Linked DNA regions of Homo sapiens: all the other regions are linked to region 5. The links are chromatin contacts, found by Hi-C in ENCODE. All regions are on one chromosome and are shown on one strand. The core of a region is the stretch at or near the end of the contact, and the rest is flanking DNA. Distances in the headings are between cores, read along the strand shown. Region 1 holds the start of ANKRD10 (ankyrin repeat domain 10). Region 2 overlaps COL4A2 (collagen type IV alpha 2 chain). Region 3 holds the start of ARHGEF7-AS1 (ARHGEF7 antisense RNA 1). Region 4 holds the start of NAXD (NAD(P)HX dehydratase). Region 5 holds the start of ABHD13 (abhydrolase domain containing 13).

The links. A loop is a pair of places that touch in the nucleus more often than their neighbours do. Pooled maps may share reads with other maps.
Region 1: a map of OCI-LY7 shows a loop between it and region 5 (29-fold over the local background). The contact joins the promoter of ANKRD10 here to the promoter of ABHD13 in region 5. A Hi-C loop is called at or near these places in 6 of 168 maps with a recorded cell type or tissue (B cell, CD4-positive, alpha-beta T cell, CD4-positive, alpha-beta memory T cell and 3 more), 7 of 37 single-sample maps with no recorded cell type and 19 of 50 pooled maps.
Region 2: a map of B cell shows a loop between it and region 5 (7-fold over the local background). The contact joins the enhancer-like site here to the promoter of ABHD13 in region 5. A Hi-C loop is called at or near these places in 1 of 168 maps with a recorded cell type or tissue (B cell), 1 of 37 single-sample maps with no recorded cell type and 3 of 50 pooled maps.
Region 3: a map of sigmoid colon shows a loop between it and region 5 (6-fold over the local background). The contact joins the promoter of ARHGEF7-AS1 here to the promoter of ABHD13 in region 5. A Hi-C loop is called at or near these places in 2 of 168 maps with a recorded cell type or tissue (naive thymus-derived CD4-positive, alpha-beta T cell and sigmoid colon), 1 of 37 single-sample maps with no recorded cell type and 11 of 50 pooled maps.
Region 4: a map of naive thymus-derived CD4-positive, alpha-beta T cell shows a loop between it and region 5 (13-fold over the local background). The contact joins the promoter of NAXD here to the promoter of ABHD13 in region 5. A Hi-C loop is called at or near these places in 2 of 168 maps with a recorded cell type or tissue (CD8-positive, alpha-beta T cell and naive thymus-derived CD4-positive, alpha-beta T cell), 4 of 37 single-sample maps with no recorded cell type and 11 of 50 pooled maps.

What each region holds. Positions count from the first base shown.
Region 1 is chr13:110,913,777-110,916,517 of GRCh38, reverse strand. ANKRD10 (ankyrin repeat domain 10) reads left to right here and starts at 1,449. Exons shown (of 6, transcript NM_017664.4): 1 at 1,449-1,793. The coding sequence starts at 1,584. RefSeq lists silencers at 608-767, 898-1,557, 1,828-2,197 and enhancers at 135-809, 2,308-2,437, 2,161-2,741.
Region 2 is chr13:110,470,307-110,473,185 of GRCh38, reverse strand. COL4A2 (collagen type IV alpha 2 chain) reads right to left here. Exons shown (of 48, transcript NM_001846.4): 29 at 36-257. Among named protein-coding and RNA genes, the nearest start is that of COL4A2-AS2, 8.5 kb to the right of the region's middle. RefSeq lists enhancers at 1-222, 951-1,090, 1,211-1,260, 1,271-1,510, 1,581-1,680. Within about 2 kb of position 1,250, at least 11 of the 41 ENCODE cell types and tissues checked have a DNase peak (open chromatin) inside an H3K27ac peak, as active enhancers do; they include B cell, where a contact is called at or near this core.
Region 3 is chr13:111,146,862-111,149,950 of GRCh38, reverse strand. ARHGEF7-AS1 (ARHGEF7 antisense RNA 1) reads left to right here and starts at 1,386. Exons shown (of 3, transcript NR_046516.1): 1 at 1,386-1,425. All of the region lies in intron 1 of ARHGEF7 (Rho guanine nucleotide exchange factor 7), which reads right to left. LOC101060553 (a long non-coding RNA gene) reads left to right here. Exons shown (of 2, transcript NR_120398.1): 2 at 1,246-1,754.
Region 4 is chr13:110,614,023-110,616,833 of GRCh38, reverse strand. NAXD (NAD(P)HX dehydratase) reads right to left here and starts at 1,289. Exons shown (of 10, transcript NM_001242882.2): 1 at 1,187-1,289. The coding sequence starts at 1,232. NAXD-AS1 (NAXD antisense RNA 1) reads left to right here and starts at 481. Exons shown (of 1, transcript NR_182301.1): 1 at 481-2,811. RefSeq lists enhancers at 260-309, 330-379, 1,281-2,208 and silencers at 660-819, 830-1,079.
Region 5 is chr13:108,217,142-108,220,047 of GRCh38, reverse strand. ABHD13 (abhydrolase domain containing 13) reads right to left here and starts at 1,656. Exons shown (of 2, transcript NM_032859.3): 1 at 1,389-1,656. It also overlaps a transcript of LIG4 not described here. RefSeq lists a silencer at 1,134-1,373 and an enhancer at 1,654-1,983.

The sequences.
Region 1 (2,741 bases), core at 200-2,699, 2.7 Mb before region 5:
AATGTTTGCTGTATGAAGACATGTCTGTGTTGAGTGTTTACACCACTAGTTAACAACTTCCCTTTGTTAAATCTTAGGTTTCTATTTTTTCGTTTTATTAACCAATGCTGCAATATGCTTTCTCGTGCATCAGTACTTCCCTAGACATCTAATTGCCTTGTTCAATTTGTGACGTAGAATTTTGCAAAAAGGAAGTTTACACAGCGAAAAACTATATATACAAATGAAATAAAATACATGATTTAAAAAGACCGCATATTTAGAAGCAAAGGAAATATTCATAAACATTGTGGTTATTCCTCAATAGTGAAATTACTGATGCTTTCATAATCAGAATAAAATTACATATGTAATAAAGTCCGTGATACTGTCATTCAAAATAGGGGATTTGGTACTCCCTTACATTTATACAGTTCTCAACAAAAAGCCTTTTATTGTTTGCTCTGTCTGGTCTTCTCGCTTATCTCTTAAACTTGCAAACGTATAGTCCTAGCCCACCGCACTCGGTTCCGAAGAAGGCGTCCCTCGGACAAAACCGAGGAATCTGTCCTGCTCTGTAAGGAACTAGGGCTTGCTGATTCCCAGATTTTAACGAGAATCCCTGCTCCCCGTAGGCGCTCCATAAATTTTTACTGGACAACTTCACCGCGCGCTACTGGGCCTCCGGGAGACCCGTGACTCCCACCCGCTCTGGGCGCGGGCCCGCAGAGCCTCAACCCGCGCCCCCGGCAGCCGGGATTCCCCGCCCGGACCGGCTCCCAGGCTGGAAACATCATGGTCCGCACCCGGGGCGCAGCCGAGACCCACCGCGCCGGAGGCCCCGGGACCCGCTCAGACCGCTGCTTGGCCACTCTACGCCCCTGAGCCCCCCACACAGCCAGCCCCGTGACCTCCGAGCCCCGTGACCTCCGAGCCCCGTGACCTCCAAGCCCCGGAAGCCGCTGTAGGCAGCGGCCCAGCCAGGCCCCGCCCCCTCCACCGGAGCTCCACGCGTCAATTCCAGCCAGGCCCCGCCCCCGGCCGCCCCAGGCGTGGACCCAAGCCAGGCCCCGCCCTCTGCCTGGCTACTCCAGGCGCCCACCGCCCCAGGCGTCCTCTAGCCCAAGCCCAATGCCCGGCTGCTCCAGACGTCGACAGCCCCATGCCCCGCCTCCTAATCGGCTGCTGCTGGCGTCCTCTGGTCCAGGCTCCGCTCCCTACCCGGCTGCTCCAGGCATCCTCTAGGCTAGACCCCGCCACCTACCGGCCGCTCCAGGCGTCCGCAGCTCCAAGCCCCGCCCTCCGCCCGGCTGCTCCAGGCGGCCTCCGGCTCAAGCCCCGCCCCCTGCCCGGCGGCTCCAGAGGTCCGCGGCTCCAGGCCCCGACCCCTGCCCGGCTGCACAAGGCGTCCTCTGGGCCAGGCCCCGCCCCCAGCCCGGCCGCTCCAGGCCCCGCCCCGCCCCCTCTGTGCGCGCTCCGCTCGGCAGCCTGTGGGACGCGACCGCGGCGCTAGTCTCGTTCCTTTGTGCTGCGGCGGCGGCTTCTCGAGTCCTCCCCGACGCGTCCTCTAGGCCAGCGAGCCCCGCGCTCTCCGGTGACGGACCATGTCGGCGGCGGGAGCGGGCGCGGGCGTAGAGGCGGGCTTCTCCAGCGAGGAGCTGCTCTCGCTCCGTTTCCCGCTGCACCGCGCCTGCCGCGACGGGGACCTGGCCACGCTCTGCTCGCTGCTGCAGCAGACACCCCACGCCCACCTGGCCTCTGAGGACTCCTTCTATGGCTGGACGCCCGTGCACTGGGCCGCGCATTTCGGCAAGGTGGGTGCGAACGCTTTAAGGCGCCATTTTCCCCGGCTGTCCAGTGGGAGTCGGGGAAAGCGGGTCTGAGGTGCGGGGGACGTGGGGCGTGCCGGGATCGCGGGGCGGAAGCGGGATCGACGGCGCCTGTGCCCCGAGGGGCCTAGGGCGCCTGTGCGGCAGCGCTCGCGGCCCGGAGTCGCGGCGGGGCAGCCGGGGGGCGCGGGGCGGAAGCGAGGTCGGTGGCGCCTGCGTCCGGAGGGGCCTAGGGCGCATGTGCGGCGGCGCGCGTAGCAAGTTTCTAACAAGGCGGGCTCCAAGGGTCCCGGCGCCTGTTGGCCGGATCCTGTGCGAGCGCGCGCGCGCGCGGATGGTGCGGGGCCCTCCAGGCCGGGCCGGAGGCGCGAGCGATTTCGCAGAGCCGGGTATTAGGCCGCGAAGTCGCCCAGGCGGCTTCCGGGGAGCCGAGCTGGGGTCAGAGGCGCGCGGGGAATGCCCGGGCGCGGTCGACCTTCTGGTTCCGCACAGCCTCGCCAGTAGCCGAGGGCCGCGCTGCGGACGAGCTCAGCCGAGGAGCAAGCGCCCCGGCGGGACTGGAAGGCCCCGGCAGCTGTGTGGGATGGAGGCCGGCTCTCCAGCTTCTGGGTTTGCTTTAAGGCTTGTAGCTGGCCCCGCTTCAGCAAAATTAGTGACGGCTGTGTTTATCTTGGATCTAAATTACTGCAGAAGTGGTTAAATTAAGCAGAATTCTCTTCCCGTGGAGGCTTTACGTTCCCCTCTTTTTTCTTAAACTGAAAATTCTGGGGGAACACAGTGCTGCTTTAAGGTTTTAAAAGGTTGGATAGCTACCGTTTCCTCATCTGTGAAGTCGTTGGGGTACTTGCTCTCAGAAATCTTAAATAAGATTTCACCGTGCATTTCAGAAGTGACTGGTTTTAATTAATATTTCTTAATTCACTGAAATTCAGG
Region 2 (2,879 bases), core at 1-2,500, 2.3 Mb before region 5:
GGATGGGGCCCCCGGCTCCCCGATGGGGCACTCACCTCTGAATCCAGGGGGGCCTCTGTCTCCGGGAAGGCCTTTAAGCCCAGGCTGTCCAGGCACACCAGCATCTCCCCGTGGCCCGGGCTGAGCTCCCAGGACTTCTCCAGGGAGGCCCCTTTCCCCAGGGGGCCCATCTGGCCCTGGCAGGCCGATGGGACCTGGGGATCCATCTGGGCCAGGGAGGCCCACTGCACCTTTGGATCCTCGGGGTCCTATGAACCCTAAAAGGAAACATGGGTGGGCCCCAAACCACAAGTTAGCATGGTGACGTTCTAAGAGAAGAGTCAAAAAGAGGCTGGAAACAGCAAAAATTTGGCTATGGGGTCCTCAGAAGGCATTCCTCAGCTCGAGCCCTTGTCCCTGTCGCCCTTTTTGGAACCTACAACCTTCGCCATGTCGTTCTGTTGGTTATGTTTCTTCTGCTTGCCCCGCCATTCGGCCCCCCAGCCCTAAAACTGAGTGAAGGTGGACAAGCCAACAACGCCTCCTTGGACCTCGATTTGCATAATTCATGGGTTCCCCTGCTTTGCAAATAAGCCCCAAAGAATAGCTTTTTGTGGGACCTTCTAGGTTGTGCTGAGTGAGGAACAGCACTTCGGGATGGAAAATCCCAGGGAGGCAGGAACGAACAGGGCCGTCAGAGCCAAAACGCTGCCTGCCGTAACATCTCCCTGGTAGAAACCCGTCACTGTCGGTTGGGAAACGCTTCAAAGAGGAACGACACCCCTCTGTTGTATTGACCATGAAAATCATCAAGTCCCAATCCCAGCACTTTGGGAGGCCGAGGCGGGTGAATCACGAGGTCAGGAGATCGAGACCATCCTGGCTAACACGGTGAAACCTCGTCTCTACTAAAAATACAAAAAATTAGCCAGGTGTGGTGGCGGATGCCTGTAGTCCCAGCTACTCAGGAGGCTGAGGCGGGAGAATGGCGTGAACCCGGGAGGCGGAGCTTGCAGTGAGCCAAGATCGCACCACTGCACTCCAGCCTGGGCGACAGAGTGAGATTCCATCTCAAAAGAGAAAAAAATAAAAAGAAAAAAGAAAATCATCAAGTCCCATCTGCGGATGGAGGGAAGGCAGCTGTCCTGTGTCTTTTGTGGGTGCCACTGGATAAAATGATCTCATCAGGTCACTTCCTTTTTCGGTGCAGTCAGCCCTGACATGGCCTCAGAATGAACTCCCACAGCTGACAGTCACGCAGTGCTCAGAAGGAAAGGCTTCTGAGGTCACCACCACCCCCGCTGTGCATGCAGGAGAGAAGCCTGCAACGATGAGACTGGCAGGTGATTCTGTGGGACAAGATCAAGTACACGGCAGGCTCGGCACTCCTATGTATGGATACGGAAAAGGGAATGTTTTCTGTGTTCTGTGGGGTGTATCCCACCAAAAAGATCCAATGAGCAGGGCCCGGGGACCTCCTGGGCCGGTAAAGCCATCACTGCCTGGGAGCTGGGAGTAACTGGAATACAGAATAAAGGATCTGGATTAACCTGACGTTAATCAGCTAGACCGTACTCAGAGTTTTAACGGTGTGATTTACTCACAATGAAGAGACATGACTTTCACTGGCAATGTTACAAACTGTACCCAGGGAGCCATGCACTTGGGTTTGCATGTGTGGGTCTTAGATCTGGAATAGACTCTCTGATTTTTGCAATCCTTGAATTGGGCATTTTATCCTCTTCTGCATGTGGCGACAGAAGGGCAGTATATTTCAGCACCATAAAAAGTGACATGCGTTTCAGAAACTGATCAGTTCCTCAATCACCACCCACCCCCAGCCTGCCCCAGCCTCCCTGTTCATGACGTAAGGGCTCACATTTGATGGTGGAACAGGCTCCCAACTCACGTGGGCAACTGTCCAAATCACCTGATAATGGGTGCATCCCATCCATTCCCCCCTACAGGGGAGCCCCGTGTGGCGTTCACGCACACATGGCTGGGCACTCCAATCACAATTACCAGAGAACTTTCATACTCACAGCAAGAAGCTGTTCAGGAATTATTATCCTTCTCTCAAAATCATGAATGCTTAAACTTAGTATATATGAAATCATGAGAGTGGCAATGTTACACTTCTAAATATTTAGACACTTCCAGCAGGGCAACAAAACCACAGAGACCAACCCCTGGGGCAGAGGCATGGAGACTTCCTTTGCTTCATTCGAATGCAGAGTTGTTTTTACCAGGGCCTTGATACAGACACAGGAAGCCTGCTTCCCAATTTTGCAAAACATGGAGAAACGCATCATATGAAAGGAAACAGGGTCAGGGTTTGGAACAATCCCTACGGGCTGCAACACAAAATTCCGAAAGATACCATCTATCAGGGACGGACAGACACTTCTGCATTGAGGCTTAAATCAGCTATCTGAGTGGAGGTCAGGGGAGGGGCAGGGTTCAATTAGTCTTCACTGGGAACATTTGCAAGATGTTCAACCTAAGGGCGCAACAGTCCCGATGTTCTGTGTGATATTCCAGACATGGGGAGCGCTTTATTCAGTTTCTAGAGCCCAGTTGGAAAAGAATCCTGATAAGTGGGGGTCCTAGAAGGTTGCTCAGAATTCCAAGGGCATGGAACGATGTCATTAAAAGAAAGTATGTGTTCCCGGGGTCAGTTCTGCCTGTTCATGAGACGTCTGTGGGAGATGTGGCCGCCTCTCTCAGGGTGTGTGGTTATGAGGAAGTCAACTGTGTGGCTCAGGAACAGCCCGGTGAGAACTCCCTGGGAGGCAGGCTGTATTCCAGGGAGGAACTTTCTAGCAACAAGAGGGTTCCAATGTGCCACAGGTTCTAGGTGACAAGTGGGACTCCAGCAGAGGCTGCAGGAACCTGCCCAG
Region 3 (3,089 bases), core at 137-2,636, 2.9 Mb before region 5:
GCACTCACTGACCATCACACATCCTGCAGCTCCATTACAGTAAGACTTTAGTTAATGTGTATAAAACTTTAAATGCTTAATCTTCACTTAATGCTTTTTTCAGGACTTTATGTATTTGTTATTACTGTGCTATACAGTATAAAGCATGTTCACAGTATTCCGTGTTATGTGAGTACTGTATATGTATGTGTATTGTGTGCATGTGTGTACTTATGACTGAGAATTAAACTAGTACAGTCATAGGAGTACATAATGCTGTAACTGAAACACAGTGTTTATTATAAAGAAATACTGCATATGAGTACTTGTAAGAAATTTATATTAAATAAGCTATCTTCAAACAAAAATACACATAAAACAAGGTTATGTATTGATTGGTTGGCAAAATGTTCTGGCCAGAGTCTTCGTGGATCCTAACGCTATATTTCTCCTCAGAGCAGTGTTGCATTTGTCAGTAATTCAATGATCAAGGTAACTTTCTAGAACATAACTACCACAAATAATGATAATTGACTCTACATTTAAGAGTATTAAGCCATAAGAATCTAATTGCTATGATTTTTTTCTGAACTGAGTTAACACAACTATTATGAGTACACAAATGATGAAAACAATATGTTACCATTTTTATAAATTATTACATATAAAAAGCAAAGTTTTATCTGGAAGTGTATTTCTTTTTCTTTTCTTTTCTTTTTTTTTTTCAGAGATAGTGGTCTCACTATGTTGCCCAGGCTGGACTTGAACTCCTGGGCTCAAGCAATCTGCCCGCCTCAGACTCCCAAAGTGCTGGGATTACAGGCGTGAGCCATCGCACCCGGACAGAAATGGTTTTTTTAATGAAATGTATAGGGCTTTTTTTTTAGTTTGTTAATTTACCCCTGAATGACTATCACTTTTTGCTAGAGTGAGGTATGGCCCAGCATCGCTTGTTTTCCTGTCTTGGAGGATTTTTATGCAAACCCGGAAAAACTTTGTTCACAAAAATAAATACTTGAAAACGCAAGGAGATTTGTCATGATATATCTTAACTCTTTGAAGTCTTCTGAGTTACATGGACAAAGTCCAGATATGGTCTCTCGTAAGTTAAAAATATTTTAAATCATTTATTAACATCTTGATTAGGTCTCCTTTGATTTCTGTGAAAGCTAAGAAGTGGAAACCCCTGAGTAGCAACATTTCAGTCGTTAAAGTCATTGACTTCTTAATACCATCAATATTTCTCATTGTCTCTTTGTTACATAGCCTGGAAGTTTTCCATCTTGCAGCAGTGCACCTCAGGAAGATGACAGGTGCAAAGTCTGCCTTTCTGTATGAATTGGGAGAATGGCCATCATGAGAGAGGAGATGGGACGGCCCAACCAGCTTCATGTCTTCCATGGCTTGGCACCTTCTAAGGCTAGTCAGTTTTAGGTGACTGTGTATGTAAGTTGAGGGTCTGGAAGTGGATTCCCTTAAAACCATCCTGTGCCTGCATATCCCTTGAAAAATATTTCTGTACATGTACATGGGTACCTGTAGCAAGCTAGGTCAAAGAACACTGTACCTAAAACATACTTGTTTGGAAAACTGTAATGTCAAAGAGTCAAAACTTTATAGTAAGTAGTGCCTGGCTGTATAACAAATATGTTGTGTCACACTGGACAAGTCACTTGACCCCTTGGGTCTATGCCTTTGTCCCTGATTTAAGGCTAACACATCTTTTTGCACAGAGTGGCTGGGAGGATGAAATGGGTAATAAATTAATCCAGCAATATTGGGCTTAGACTCCATGGCAGATGATGGCATAAGCACGGTGAATGCAAAGAGTGAGACGCACAGAAGCTTGCACACAGCATGGCAAGTGTGGCCACGGAGATGTAGACTCAGCACTACAGAAGCATGGCAGAGGGAAACCTAAATTCTGCAGAGATAGGGCAGGGCTAGAGGCTTAACCAGCATAAAAGGTGACCTCGGCTGGGCACGGTGGCTCACGCCTGTAATCCCAGCACTTTGGGAGGCCGAGGCGGGCGGATCACGAGGTCAGGAGATCGAGACCATCCCGGCTAAAACGGTGAAACCCCGTCTCTACTAAAAATACAAAAAATTAGCCGGGTGTAGTGGCGGGCGCCTGTAGTCCCAGCTACTTGGGAGGCTGAGGCAGGAGAATGGCGTGAACCCGGGAGGCGGAGCTTGCAGTGAGCCGAGATCCCGCCACTGCACTCCAGCCTGGGCGACAGAGCGAGACTCCGTCTCAAAAAAAAAAAAAAAAAAAAAAAAAGGTGACCTCTGAGTTGGAAGGGTGAAGAGGCAAATGGAACTGCATCTCAAAGGTGTGCCATTTTGGCAGTCCAGGGTGTTCTCAAGGATGGCGAGTAAAAAAGGGCAGCTGAGATCATGGGTGAAGCTGTGGTGGAAAAACATGTTTGGAATATTGTGATACAAACAAGATGGCTGAAAGTCCCTTTAATATTTCGCTGAAGAAGCTATACAAACGAATGGTCAGTGAGCACGTGAAAAACAGTTCAATCTCTTTAGTCATTAGGGAAATGCAAATTAAAACCACAGATAACACTGCACCCCACCAGAATGGATCAAATGGAAAGGGCTGACAATATATCAAGTGTTGGCAAGGATGTAAAGTAACTGGAATTCCCAGACACGACTAATGGGAGTGTAAATGGTATGCTTAGAAAACTGGCCGTTTCTTGCAAAGTTAAATATACATCTACCCTAAGACCGGCAATTCCTTTCCTAGGTATTTACCCAAGAGAGATGAAAGCATAGGTCCACTGAAAGCCATGTACAGCAATGTTCATAGCTTTATTTATAATCAGCAAAGCCTTCACAATTCAAAGGGGTGGGGAAGTCTGCTTTCTCATGTAGTCTCCAGAAATATTCAGAAAACTCAGGCCTCAAGTGACCAACAACTCTGCCCAGTTCACTTTTCAGAAATCCTGTGCCAAATTCTCCGTGGTAATAAACTCCAGGCTTTTCCATCAAGAACTCTAACCAGGCAGAGACATAGTCCCAGAATCATTACAATTTTCCTTCAAAGTATGCCTTTTGTACTTAATATTTGATAAGCAGTGTGTGTGATATGAAAATTT
Region 4 (2,811 bases), core at 40-2,539, 2.4 Mb before region 5:
CAAATGGTGCGTTTAACCATTTCGGCCACTCACTGGCTGGAGAATCCTGGCTAAGTCACTTTCTCTGAGCTTCTATTTATCTTCTATACCAAGGTGGATAACAGCAATCTCTCCTTATGAGAAATGAGATATACACGAACTACTTCCTGTATAAAATATGTTAGATACACCAATACCAACAAGGCAAACAGAAAGACAAAAAAACCCTATGAAGAGATGGGGCTCCAAGCACTTGCTCAGCTCCTGTTTAAATTCTTTCTACCTTATCCGTTCTATTTGAAAAGGCATCTCAGCGTGCAAGGACCAGCCAAGGCCAGGGCAGGGCCCTCGGGGACATCTGGCCAGCACTTCAGGTTCTGGGGATGACTCAGGTGAGCCTCCCTCCCCAAGGGACCTCCTACACGCACACACACACCCCGAACCGGGGGCGGGCGAAGGAGGCCTGGCTGGTGGAGTCCTTTTCTGCGGCCCAGGCGTCGCAATATCCAGTCCCTCTCGTCCAAGGACGTGCAGGGTCTGTACTTGCCCAGTCGCACTGGGACTTCAAATTGGGGATGCAGACACGGCCCTGCTCCTGGTGTGCGCGAAGCCCGCTCAGCCGGCCAGCTCGCCTGCACGCCCGCCGCGTCCCTGGGCCCCAGGAGGGCCCCCGTATCCAGCTCCGACCAAACAGCAAGCCCGCAGTTGGCGAGCATCTTTCCCAGACCGGGAGCGGGGACAGAGCAGAGCAGACGGATCCGACCAGCGCACCACGGCGCCCCAGGGCCCTCCTACCGTCCTCGGCCCTCGGCCCCCCGTTCCCCGGCCACCGCGCGGGCTCCGCCGCTCCTGGGACGCGCACTGGCTCCGGCCCGGCGCCACCCTCTGCCCCTCTGTCACCCCGCACGGAGGCTCCCATCACCCAAGCCGCGCCCAGCCGTCGCCGCGCCGTTCCAGGAGGCCTCCGTCCTCTCCCTACTCCGCCCCGCAGGCCACACGGCGCCCCGGCCCCGCGCGCGGGCTGCCCCTCGGCGGCGCTTCCCCCCCGCGAGCCAGCAGAGGCGGTCAGCGGTCGGGTACCTGCGTCCAGTGGCGGCCCGTACAGCGCGAGTGCGGCCGAGAGCAATGCGACAACGACCGCGCCGGCGACGGCAGTTCCGGCCCCCGCGCGTGTGACCATCCCCGGGCCAAATGGAATCGACCTTACCTCGTCTGCAAGCCCGGATTGCCCCACAGCGAGGACCCAGGGCCATCGGGCAGCATTCCGGATTCCCAGCTGCCCCCGCGCCGTCGCCGGAAACACAGCCATTGGAAGCGTTTTCCGGTTTCCCGACCGCCTCCGCGCGGCTGTCGGCAGTGGGATCCCAACTCGCTCAATCACACCCGGTTCTAGATGATTGACAAGCGCGACGCCCAACCCGGCCTGGTCCCAGCTCTGGCCTAAGAGGTTCGGCTGGAAGGCAGGTTGAAGAGTTAACAACGATCTGGTTCAGGGTCTGGTTTGTGTTTATCGGCCCATTTTTAGGCTTGCGGCGTTATAGAAAATGATTTTGCTGGCAGGTGGAGTGCCGAGGCCCACTATGTGCCCCCAGTATAGCAGTCAGGTGCCTTTCTGCTCCAGGCGCAACCTCTGCCCTGAACCCCAAACCAGCTCGCTGCGAGGCCCCTTCGCTTTCCACCGTCTCAGGTCAGGGCAGCTCCATCACTCCAACGCTGAGGCCCAAACCCCTGGAAGGCATTCTGACCTCTCCTGCCCTCCCACCCACGCTCCTCCTGTGGCTGATGGCCTCTTACCTCCACTGCCGCCCTATTTGAAGCCACCGTCATGGTGCTAAAAGAAACTTGTGGGGCCAGGTGCGGTGGCTCGCGCGTGTGATCCCAATGCTTTGGGAGGCCAAGATGGAAGGATCGTTTGAGCCCAGGAGTTTGAGACCAGCCTGGACAACATAAGGAGACCCCCTTCTCTACCAAAATTTTTTTGGAAAATTAGCAGGGGATGGTGTGGCACACCTGTAGTCCAGCTACTTGAGAGGCTGAGGTGAAAGGATGGCTCAACATGTCAGAGGCCTTTTAACCAGAGCGATTCCATCTTGAATAGGGACTGGGTAAAATGAGGGTGAGACCTACTGGGCTGCATTCCCAGGGGGTTAGACATTCTTGGCCACAGGATGAGGTGGTGGGCACAAGATACAGGTCACAAAGACCGCACTGATAAGATGACACAGTAAAGAAACTGGCCCAAAGCCTACCAAAACCAAGATGGCCACAAAAGTGACCTCTGTGTCCTCATTGCTCATTATTTGCTGATTATAACGTATTAGCATGCTAAAGGACACTCCTACCAGCGCCATGAGAGTTTACAAATGCTATGGCAACATCAGGAAATTACTCTATATGGTCTAAAAAGGGGAGGAACCCTCAGTTCCAGCAATTGCCAACCTCTTTCCCAGAAAACTCATGAATAATCCCCTCCTTATTTAGCCTATAATCAAGAGATAACTATAACTATGTGTGGAGTTAGTTCCTGCCGGTGGGTTCATGGTCTCACTGACTTCAAGAATGAAGCTGCGGACCTTCACAGTGTTACAGCTCTTAAAGGTGGCATAGACCCAAAGAGTGAGCAGCAGCAAGATTTATTATGAAGAGGCCGGGCGTGGTGGCTCATGCCTGTAAGCCCAGCACTTTGGGAGGCCGAGGCGGGTGGATCACAAGGTCAGGAGATCGAGACCATCTTGGCTAACACGGTGAAACCCTGTCTCTACTAAAAATACAAAAAATTAGCCGGACATGGTGGCGGGCGCCTGTAATCCCAGCTACCCAGGAGGCTGAGGC
Region 5 (2,906 bases), core at 407-2,906:
GTGTGTTAAGTGCAGCTACTTCTATGAGACAAAATTTAAATTACTTAATTATGTACTATAGCAGAGTATGTGAAAGTAAGGACAACTAGAAGCCCTATTAGTCCTAGATCAAATAATGGATATGATTCCCTAGAGGTACCGTATCTGAACACAGGAAGTAATCAGAGCAATGCACTCTTTCTCTGTTAAAACCAAACTCAGGTAGTAGATCCTCTAGAAAGCTTTCCTTGGACCCCTATTCCCTCCTGCCACCCATTCCACATTCTGTAGTTTGTGCAAACTTACGTGGCAGAAGTTACTATTACAGCGTAATTAACCTGCTTACACAGGCTGTGAGTTCCTCGATGACAGAGACCTCGTCCTATTCAACTCTACATTTTCTGTACGCAGCAGTGCCTGATGCATAGTGGGCCTCTATTAACGATTATTTAATTGAGCAGCTGATGTCTTAGGTAGGATATCATGACATTAACACTAAATCGGCAATCAAGAAATCTTACACAGTAAAATAAAATTTGATATTTTAGTCAAAGACGAGTGATTTCCCTAAGCATGCATACAAATAAGTATTGATCCACGAACCCCCTCCCGTCAAAAGAGATCAGTGAAAAATCCAATATCAACACACAAAGCCAATATACTCATCTCTTTCTATCCAGTTACTATCACATAGTAAACATAAATAAGAGTTGTTAAATGGGGACGGACTTTTTTTTGGTTTCGATACCTTGGGTAGTAATACTAGTAATTCATTTTACTTAAATGTTGACTAAAATCTACAGCAAAATTGACTTCGATTGTATGGGGTGCTTTTTTGATGTTTCCTGAATAACCCCAGAACTTCCTGTCATGATATTCACAGGTCTAAACCTGTTACTGTCGTGATTAGATCGGGGCTCTCCCTCTCTCCAACCTAGTAGCTGGAATTATTCTATTTTACTTTTCATGTCTGTGTGGGAGGGTGGGGGAGCGGAGGGTTGGATTTTAGGGATCTTAGGTTTGTACACATTACTGGAAATACAATTGACATAGAACACTAAGATACGTTTTAGGTTCCAATTACAAAACGACACCCGGCGAGCCTCTGGCAATGCGCGCACCTTAGTTTCCAAAACAGGTATTTGGCTTCAGTTTGCTTCCCCTGGTGAGTGGTGAGCGGAGTCGGGGCGGCCGGCAGGGCTGCACCCCGGGCTGGTCCTCCACAACCCCCGGCGCTCGGCCCCCGCACGACCCCCAGGGGAAGCCGCACTAGCCCCGGGGCTCCCCCCACAGCCTCCCGGGAGGGTTTCGCGCCCGCCTGGAGGAGCCGGCGGCTCCCCGCGACCCTCCTAGAAGGAGCGGACCGGCGCTCGGGCCCCGCGGGCTCGGGGTCCCCGAGCCGCACTTACTCAGACTCGCGGACAGGCTGCGCAGTCGGCCGCGGGCACGAAACCGGGCGCCGCGCAGCAGCGTACCCCCGCGTCGCTTCCGTCGCTCCTCATCATCCTCCTCCAGCCCAGGGGCCGCTGCCGGCGCCACGGTCTAGCCCGGAGCTCCTGCTGCGAGCTGTGGCCCCACTTCCGGCCCCCGCTCGGGTGTCGCCGGCAAATGCCCCCGCCGGCTCCCACATAACCTGTTCTCCGTCTCCGCTCCCGGAGTGGGAACCCTGCCCGCTCTTCCGAGCATGCGCAGAAGCCGCTGCCAGTGAGCCCCCGCGACGGTGGCCCGGACGGAAAAGATACCTCGGCGGCGTGGGCCCGGCTCCCTGCTCCAGGACCTAGGGATCTTGGCCTTCCACCCTCCTCCGAGCACCAGGACTCCCTCCAGTTCCGTACCCGAGGCCTCCGTGGTGAAGAGGTGCCGGACCCGATGAGCTCGGGAGTCCACCATCGCTCTGCAAGCCGCAGGTTTGCGGAGCAATTTGTTCTGCCTGATAGGGTTGTTAAGGGTGTCGCAATGAGGTCCACGATTTAAAGCGCTTCCATAACTATTTTTCTCCTTTTACCTCTACGAGAGTGGACTGTCAAGGGCGAATGCAGGTTTTGTGAGGCCTGAACCTTGTGCCATTTGGAGAGCCCTTTTAAAGAAAAATAATGTAAAATTGTCTTATTTTTGCAAATTTTACCGAGGTACACGACCATGGGAACACCTCGTTAGGGCCCCTCTCAAGGCCTTGGAAGTGTTCGCAAAAATGGGCCCTTAAAACTTGGGCTTCATTAGCTTCGCTGTCAACCCCCCTGTGCACTGAAGTGTACACACTTGTTTACAGATGTGTGCCTCCCCTCCCTTGGGCTTTCCTTATTCTATGTCCCCTATTTTATATATACAGAGGATATTTCATAAATCTGTGGGTTTTTTTTTTTTTCCTTTTGAGATGGAGCCTCGCTCTTGTCGCCCAGGCTGGAGTGCAATGGCGTGATCTCGGCTCACTGCAACCTCCGCCTCCCTGGTTCAAGCGATTCTCTCGCCTCAGCCTCTGACCTAGCTGGGATTACAGGTGCCCGCCACCACGCCCCGCTACTTTTTGTTTTTGTTTTGTTGCTGTTTTGAGACGGAGTTTCGCTCTTGTTTCCCAGGCTGGAGTGCAATGGCAAGATCTCGGCTCACCGCAACCTCCCGCCTCCCGGGTTCAAGCGATTCTCCTGCCTCAGCCTCCGGAGTAGCTGGGATTACAGGCATGCGCCACCACGCCCAGCTAATTTTGTATTTTTCTTCAGTAGAGACGGGATTTCACCATGTTGGCCAGGCTGCTCTCAAACTCCCCACCTCTGGTGATCCACCCACCTCGGCCTCCCAAAGTGCTGGGATTACAGGCGTGAGCCACCAGGCCCGGCCTAATTTTTGTATTTTTTAGTAGAGACGGGGGTTCACCATGTTGGCCAGGCTGGTGTCAAACTCCTGACCTCAAGTGATCCGCTCACCTCAGC